2 separate regions of the Mus musculus genome follow, and region 1 is linked to region 2. The links are chromatin loops, found by intact Hi-C in ENCODE. Cell type or tissue: heart. All regions are shown on one strand. Region 1 holds the start of Zcchc4 (zinc finger, CCHC domain containing 4). Region 2 holds the start of Anapc4 (anaphase promoting complex subunit 4).

The links. A loop is a pair of places that touch in the nucleus more often than their neighbours do. Peaks named below come from ENCODE experiments on the same cell type or tissue, not always from the same donor. Only the 100,000 strongest peaks of a DNase experiment are listed, where the experiment ranks them.
Region 1: it touches region 2 in a loop (2.5-fold over the local background); 6 of 42 quality-filtered maps call a loop at or near these places.

The regions. Positions count from the first base shown.
Region 1 is chr5:52,781,248-52,785,247 of GRCm38, forward strand. It overlaps Zcchc4 (zinc finger, CCHC domain containing 4), which reads left to right and starts at 1,808. Exons shown (of 13, transcript NM_001308144.1): 1 at 1,808-1,967; 2 at 2,742-2,860; 3 at 3,851-3,933. The coding sequence starts at 1,844. In heart, a CTCF peak has its summit at 1,774; a DNase peak (open chromatin) is centred at 1,834; H3K4me3 peaks cover 1,456 bases; H3K27ac peaks cover 1,186 bases.
Region 2 is chr5:52,831,657-52,835,656 of GRCm38, forward strand. It overlaps Anapc4 (anaphase promoting complex subunit 4), which reads left to right and starts at 2,479. Exons shown (of 28, transcript NM_024213.2): 1 at 2,479-2,736. The coding sequence starts at 2,608. In heart, no CTCF peak of the experiment used is centred here; a DNase peak (open chromatin) is centred at 2,345; H3K4me3 peaks cover 2,149 bases; H3K27ac peaks cover 2,230 bases.

The DNA.
Region 1 (4,000 bases), 50 kb before region 2:
TAGTCTTCCTGGTACTTGTAGGATTTTACTGATTTGTCCAGAGACTCTGTGGGAAGAGTTTCCGAATTCATTGGGTCTTAGGATCAAACTCTGAGTGACAGGACAGGCAGCCAGAGTCCACCCCTGTGCTCGGGTCTATTTTCAGTTTCCATCAGAATCCTTCCAAGGATTTCAGAGTATTTCTGCCCCCAGTATTTCCCAGTATGAAGTAAAGACTCTATTAGGCAATAAAAACACTCATAACTTACTGATGATTATCATAACCCTGTTAGCAAATAAATACATAGATGTCTATCAACCATAGTTAACACCTCATAACATTCCAGTTACCGATGGGATGTGTACGTAAATGTTCCCCCACCCCACCCGCAAAAAAAAAACCCTAAAACCTAGGATCTTGGTGATGTTGTAGCCTCCCCAGTTTTTTAAATTTTACTCTAATGCCTATGCAATAAAATCCCCTAGTGGCAGAGTTTCTAGAATTTGTGCCTGTTGTAAACTGGTGAATAACTGTGTACCTAAATCTAAGGTGTGGGATTTTTCTCACCAAAGTTTTTCCTCAGAAAAGAGAAGACTGTATCATTTTTGAAGGCTGCTTTATTATCATAATTATATACCTCCTCATGTACCTTATTCAGATCAGAGTGTGTGCATGTGCATGTGTGTATACACGCATGTACGCGTGTTACAATTTGCAATTTCATTGACAGATGTGTGTATGAATGAGCCTTGACTACTACTACCACTGTTTGGAATTAGATAGACTGATCTCTCCCACTTGGTTATTTTCTTTTAAAATTATTTTAGCCATTTCTTTGCCTTTCCCTATAAAATTCAGAATAATACTTTGTATATCTGGCTGAGATTTTGCTAGAAACTGCACTCAACCTGTCTGCACTTAACCTGGTAGGAGGTGGCATCTTTACTGTGTTCCGTTTCCCGTGTAATGAACAGACCACGCTTCCACATTTATTTAGATCTTTCTTGATTTTTTTTTCAACCACATTTTCTAGTTTTCTGCTCATGAGACCTGTGTACGTTAAACAAATACATGCTTCTTTTGCTTGGAAATTCTAAGTGGTATTCTAAATTTTATGTTTAGACAATCACTGCCAGGGTATGTTAGTCTCATATCCTGAAACTTACCAAACTCAAGTTAACCTAGAAGTTATTTAAAAAGTGTACATTCTTTGATATTTTTTATGTAGACAACTGCCACTGGCAAATGGCGACATTCTTTTCCTGAGGTACAAACGAGAACGAGAATTCAATAATTACGTGTAAGAGCAAGTGTTAGATGAGCTCCAGGCATGGTGAGGCATGTGTTTGTAACCCCAGCATTTGGGAGGTAGAGGCAAAAGATTAGGAGTTCCAGGCTACACTCTGCTACTGGGGAGTTAGAGGCTAGCCTGGACTACATGAAACCCTGTCAGAGAACAGAACAGAACAGAACAGAACCAAACCAAAAGACTAGACAGTTCTTTGGCATTGTTAAACGCAATAGAGCTGCTGTGCTGTGTGGTTCAGCCATTGTTTACCTCTTTGTTGCTCTTTTGGATCTATAATCTAATCAGATCTTTGTTCTAAAGATTCATCTCTTCTCCTGGTTATAGGTGCTCTCTTGGCATAGGCCTTCCAGCTTCACCCCAGAACCCCCACGGGTGTGTGTGTGGGTGGGTGGGTGGGTGGGTGGGTGGGTGTCCTGCTTAGTTTCTCACTCTGGGTCTGACGGCGGCATGGCTCCTCCAGGACGCGTGGGGCGCTGTGGGTTCCGCGTGCCGCGGCGGCGCTCTTTCTCCGCCTCCTTGGTTGGGACAGAGGCTTTCGGGACTTCGGCAGAAAGATGGCGGCGCCCATGGACTGTCTTGAGTCCCTGGAGGGTGATGGCGACGCGGGGCGTAGGGCGTCCGGGGTAGAGGTGGCGCTTCCCTCGAACCCCACGGCTCCTGCCCCGCTGTGCCCGCACGGTGGGTCGGCGTCTGCGCTCAGCCTTGCCGGCGGCGCCAATGGCGAGGCTTGGGCTAGGTGCTCTGCGGGTTTTTCGGATTTGTGTCTGGAAGAGAAGGCTTTTTCCCACCCCCTCTTCCTTACCTTGTGTGATGCGTGAATAACACCCGGTTTCAGAAAGTGTTTGTCACTCTATTTAGTAAACCCCCAGAGAGGTCCTGGCTGCTGGAGCTTTGTCTCCAGAGCTGTTAGCATCTCTGCTTTGGGGGACAGGTTAGGGAGAAAGCCGAACGTAGAATGCACGGGGCTGAAGGCTTCTTGCTGACAAGTTCTTAGCGGAATTTAATTTGTTGAATTGATGGGGTTTTATTGTTTTGAAGTTAGAATAAACAACAAAACCCTGGAAGCCTAATTAAGTTTACTTCTTGCGGCTTTCCAACTGTAAAGCTCAGGGTTTCACTGAAAATGGTAACGGCAAACCTTGCAGTTCTCCGGGCTTTCCCCCTTGTTTTATTCGCGTTTGTTCTTTTAAGCATACTTTCGTCATGGACCCCAGCTGTTGACTATTGTAATGTAAACAGAAAGCATTTTCTTTTTGAAGAGAGCAGTTTTAAAAATTATTTCTAATATTCAAATGCATCAGTGTTGCAATGGAAGAAAATAAGATTTATCAAAGAGGATAGTACATTGAATTATAAATTATGTATAATGCCTAAATAAGTTTTATTTAAGGCAGAGAAACTTGGTGTAGACTACTGCTTGATACTTATTTTTTCTTCCTATTCTGGAACTAGGGCCTACTCTTCTCTTTGTAAAAGTGAACCAAGGGAAGGAAGAAACACGAAAGTTTTATGCCTGCTCAGCCTGTAGAGATAGAAAAGACTGTAACTTTTTTCAGTGGGAAGATGAAAAGGTACAGTAACATTTTGGCTAGTTTTACGGAGAATGAACCAGTAAACATGAAGTTTAAGCATTATATAAAAGGATTTCTTTATTTTAGTGCATTTGGTATTTTTAAAGATTTTTTTTTTCCTTTTTTTTTTTTTTTTTTTTTTTTTTTTTTTTTTTTTGAGACATTGTTTCTCAGTGTAGCCCTGGCTGTCCTGGAACTGATTCTGTAGACCAGGCTGGCCTGCCTTTGCCCCCTGAGTCCTGGAATTATAAATGTGTGCCATCACTGCCCAGCTTAATGATTAATTATGTGTATATGTGTGTGCACCTATTTATTGGTATGCACACATGAGTGCAAGTACCCATGGATATCAGAAGAGATCCTCCGATCCCCTAGAACTGCAGTTACAGTCAGTTATGAACCTCCTGATGTGGGTGTTTTAAATAGAGTTAGGTCTTAAGGTAGTGTTTGATCTCAACTACTGGGCCATCTCTCTCACCCCAAGATAAATATCTTAGGAGGGATGAAAATTTCATGCTTTGGATTTTGTTTTTAAATTCTGGGCATTAAAGTTAATACTTAACTCTGAACTTTGATACAGATGTGTTATTGTCTTAAATGAAAATTAGTTCCCTATAAGATTTGATGTGTTAGTATTGGGTAGTCAACTTACAACTTCAGTTTTGCTATTTATTAGTTTCTTTTGGTTTGTTTTTGGTTAGTTTTTGGTATCTTCCTGTGTAGCTCTGACTGTCCTGGGTCACTATGTAGACCAGGTTGAACTCAAATTCACAGAGCTCCACCTGCCTCTGCCTCCTGAGTGTGCCATTACTCCTTGCAACTTCTAGTTGGTAATGAGAATATTGAAAAACAACAGTTATTTATTTCACAAGAGTTCTAGAGATTGGGAAGTTCTAGATAAAGAGGGAGTAATATTGATGGTGTGTTCTGCCCTTCTGATAAACAAACAAACAAACAAACAAATACACAAACGTTTGTTCTGTCTTTCAGTTGTCAGAAGCTAGACTTGCTGCCCGAGAAATTCATAATCAAAAATGCCAGCCTCCTCTATCCCGGGCACAATGCATAGAAAGGTATTGGTATGATGTCTTCTTTTCCTTATTGCTTTGTCAGTGATGTTGCTTTTTAAACTTACCTTCA
Region 2 (4,000 bases):
GAAGATCCTGAAGAGGATGACTATGCCATATCCAAAAAAAAAAAAAAAAGTTCAGAAAATGTTCCTATGGTTGGACATTTGGTTTGATTTTTTTTTTTAACTACATTGAGCAAGCCAATAGTTATCATATTTTACCAAATCTGGGACTTCCTTAAAGGTAGATAGATGTGTTGTGTTAATAATTATCATGTATTACTTACTATGCAGTGTGGTGTTTGTTTTATATGTAACAATAATCATATTACTAAGTGTTTGTTTCATATAAATGCAAATATTATGGCTCTAGAACTCTTACTAGAAACTATTCAAACTGGAATCACGTGAGTTAGTCTCTGGATTTCTTTCCAAAAACAGTAAGTGAAGTTGTGGGGGCATCGTGGTTTGAATATGCTTTGCCCAGGGTGTGAAATTTGGAGGTATGGCCTTGTTGGAGTAGGTATGTCACTGTGGGTATGGGCTTTAAGACCTCACCCTAGCTGCCTGGAAGTCAGTATTCTGCCAGCAGCCTTCAGATGAAGATGTAAAGCTCCCAGCTCCTCCAGCACCATGCCTACCTGAATGCTGCCATGTCCCCACCTTGATGATAATGGACTGGACTGAAATTCTGAGCCTGTAAGACAGCCCCAATTAAATGTTGTCCTTATAAGAGTTGCCTTGGTCATGGTGTCTGTTCACAGCAGTAAAAACTCTTACTAAGATTGAAGTTGGTACCAGAAGTGGGGTATTGCTGTGATAGGCCTTTTGTCTGGAAGAATGTGGATTTGGGGACTTTGGATTTGGAAAGCAGTTGAATGCTTTAAGTGGGGCTTAATGGGCTATCCTAGTAAGAATATGAAAGATTTAGTTGCTGAGATTGATTTGAACTGTTCAGAATTGGCTCAAGACGGTTCAGTGGAGGAAAGTTTCAATATGGCCCAGAAACTGTTTTTGTAGTGTTTTGGTGAAGATTGTGGCTGCTTTTTGCCTTTGTCTTAAGAGTCTACCTGAGTCTAAGATAAAGAGACTTATATTAATTGCATTGACAAAGTCTCAAAAAAGCCCAGCAGAGACCTTGTTCTCTGGTTAAGTCTCATGAAGAACATTTTAAATAAGCATAGCAAGTTTAGAAAGGAAAAATACAAAATGTGGTTCACATATTAAAGGGGCACCAGGAAGTGAAATGGAGCTGAATCTTACGTTCTAGGAAATAAAAGATTAAGGGATTGGGGGTAAGATCCCATCCAGCTAAGTTTAGATTCAGGCATGGTGGTATACACCTTTAATTCCAGCATTACAGGCGGCAGAGCCATGCAGATCTCTGAGTTCAGAGGTTCAGTCGGACATCATCAAGGTGGGAACATGGCAGCATCCAGGCAGGCATGGTGCAGGAGAAGCTGAGAGCTCTACTACTTCATATCAAGTCTGCTAGCAGCATACTGACTTCAAGGCAGCTAGGATGAGGTCTTAAAGCTCACACCCACAGTGACACACCTACTCCAACAAGGCCACACCTCCAAATGGTGCCACCCCCTGGGCAAAGCATATTCAAACCATGACAGAGGGAAACAGTTTTGATAAACAGTACTACTGATGATAAAATGTAGACTTACTTTGCTCTCCCTTCTTGCAGAGTGGTCTTTATACTTAAAACCCAGAGCAGTTGTGATCAACAGATTGACAATTGAGGTTGCCTGGGCAGTGTCTGTCCACATTTTCTCACAAAATTGAATGCTTAGATAGCCACAGAATAAATCCTGTTTCCTCTTAACTGTGGTGAGTTTGCTACAAGTCAAGAAATCATTTAAATAAGGCGAAAGAAAACACACTATTTGTCCCTGTTAGGGAGGGTGCAAGCACTTTAACAGTATATGTCTGTAGATAGGAATCATTCAGTGTTTTGTTTTCTTTTTAAATGGTGATTTCCGTCCAATGTTAACCCTCTTTTAATTTGCTAAAATGCTGCCTGATAGAGAGGTTTGTTGTTTTAAATTCTACAATGCATCCAGGGCTGAAAACGACTGTGTGCCAAAGGAGGTCCAGTGTGTGAGTCCGGAGTTTTGATTAGAGCCTAAACCTAGAACAAAAGGGATTGTGTACACAGCAGCGAATTTCTGAGCAAACGGAAAAGGCCTGGAAGGGTTCCCACACGTCCGCGTATACAGGGTTAAGGATTCCTTTGGTACTTGCTGTGCAGCGGGCAGCCCAGAGTAGGGGACCTCCGAGACACCAGAGCTCGCTCCGCCCTAGCCACGCCCAGCTACGGCCTAGCTCCGCTCCCTTCTAGCCCCGCCCTCACCCGCTGTAGCCTAGGCTAACTTTGCCCTAAGCACTCGCTCGCCCCGCCCACACGGCTCCGCCCTACATCAAGCCCCGCCCTGCGCTCTCCCCGCCCCACCGGCGCGCGGCTGCTGTGCCACTCACTTCCTCTCGCGAAGACGTCCCGGCGTCGGCGCCGGAAGCTTTCTCCGAGCGCGGAGGGCGGAGTGAGAGGGCGGGGAAGGCCGCTGGCTAGGAGTAGGCCGAGTCTGCGACTCTGGCAGGTACCGCTGCTGGCAGGGCTTTGTGCCAGAGCTTTGTGGCCGGGTGCTCCGGCGGCCTTCTCGCGCACGTCGTTGCAGGGCCGCACCCATGCTGCGCTTTCCGACCTGTTTCCCATCCTTTCGGGTGGTGGGAGAGAAGCAGCTGCCACAGGAGATTATTTTCTTGGCCTGGTCCCCCAAGCGAGACCTCATTGCTTTGGCCAACACTACAGGCGAGGTAAGTGAGCTGGTGAGAGAGGTCGCCTGGGCTGGGACCCTCGAGCCTCAGTTTCCCCTTTGGCAGACGTGGCGAATCGCACATCTCTCCTGCCCCTACATCTCAGCATGGCTGTTAACTTTAAGAGACTGTGTAAAATACTGTGCCTTCCAGACAGGATGTGTATTCCATTTCCTGTATGGCCCAGAAGAACAAATTCCCTCCAAGTTCTGCACACCCAGGACTCCAGGAATTGATTTGGCCAGGGATGCACCATCAGACCCCGCCCAAAGTTGGTTTCAGATTAGTAGAGAATGAAGATGAACTGTCAAGTCCAACTGGAAGTGTGTGTGTGTGTGCAGTTGCTACAGAGGATGCTTGGTTCCGAGGTTTTACATCTTTGTTACATCTAGCTATTTAGAAGATCTTTAAGTTGAAAGGCTGATGCCTCACAGAATTGCAGACAGAATGCGTGTGGACGTTGTCAGTTAGCATTTCTGACATTAGGAACGTGAACATGCGATATCAAGTACAACTAGATACCCATCTTTCTGTGGAGGATGACTATTACCTGACAGCCATCTTGAAAGGGTCCCATCATCCATGCCACTTAGCACCCTCACCTATGTAAAACTAGGTGGTAAGGAAGGCCTAGCACCCAGAAATGCTTAGTGTGCCAGATTGCATTATCGTGTTGTGTGGCACGGCTCTGTCTCTAAGATCCATGGCTGGTGACATAGCTAAGGCGTGGGCTAAGAGTGCAGTCATTATTGTTGTTATTTTACTATGTCACCTACATATTCATGTTGTTTGTGTTACTTCTTTTGTCTATTGTCTTGGATAGGCTTTTTAACCTTTTCAAAAAGGTAAGTTTAAAAGATACAAAAGGGGCTGGAGACATGGCTCAGCTATCAAGAGCACTTGCTGTTCTTATAAATGACCTAGGTTTGGTTCATAGCACCCACATGGTCACAACTGTCGGTAGCTTCAGTTCCAGGGAGAACTGATGGCCTCTTCTGGCCTCCTGGGGCACTGACTGCACAAATGTGGTACAAATACATACATGTAGGTGTACCTTAAAAAAAAAAAAAGAAAGAAAATATGTAGAGTACAGGACTAAGTTGGGCCTTCTGAGTTCACCCATTTCTTTGAAAATGTCTTACATTCGTTTGGACACTGTTGTTCTGTAGATTGCAAAAAAAAATACTCAAAAGTAGTAATTAAAATTTTTGTTCTGTGGGTCTAGGTTCATTTTATCTCTGCAGGTGAGTTTGCAGCTTTCTGC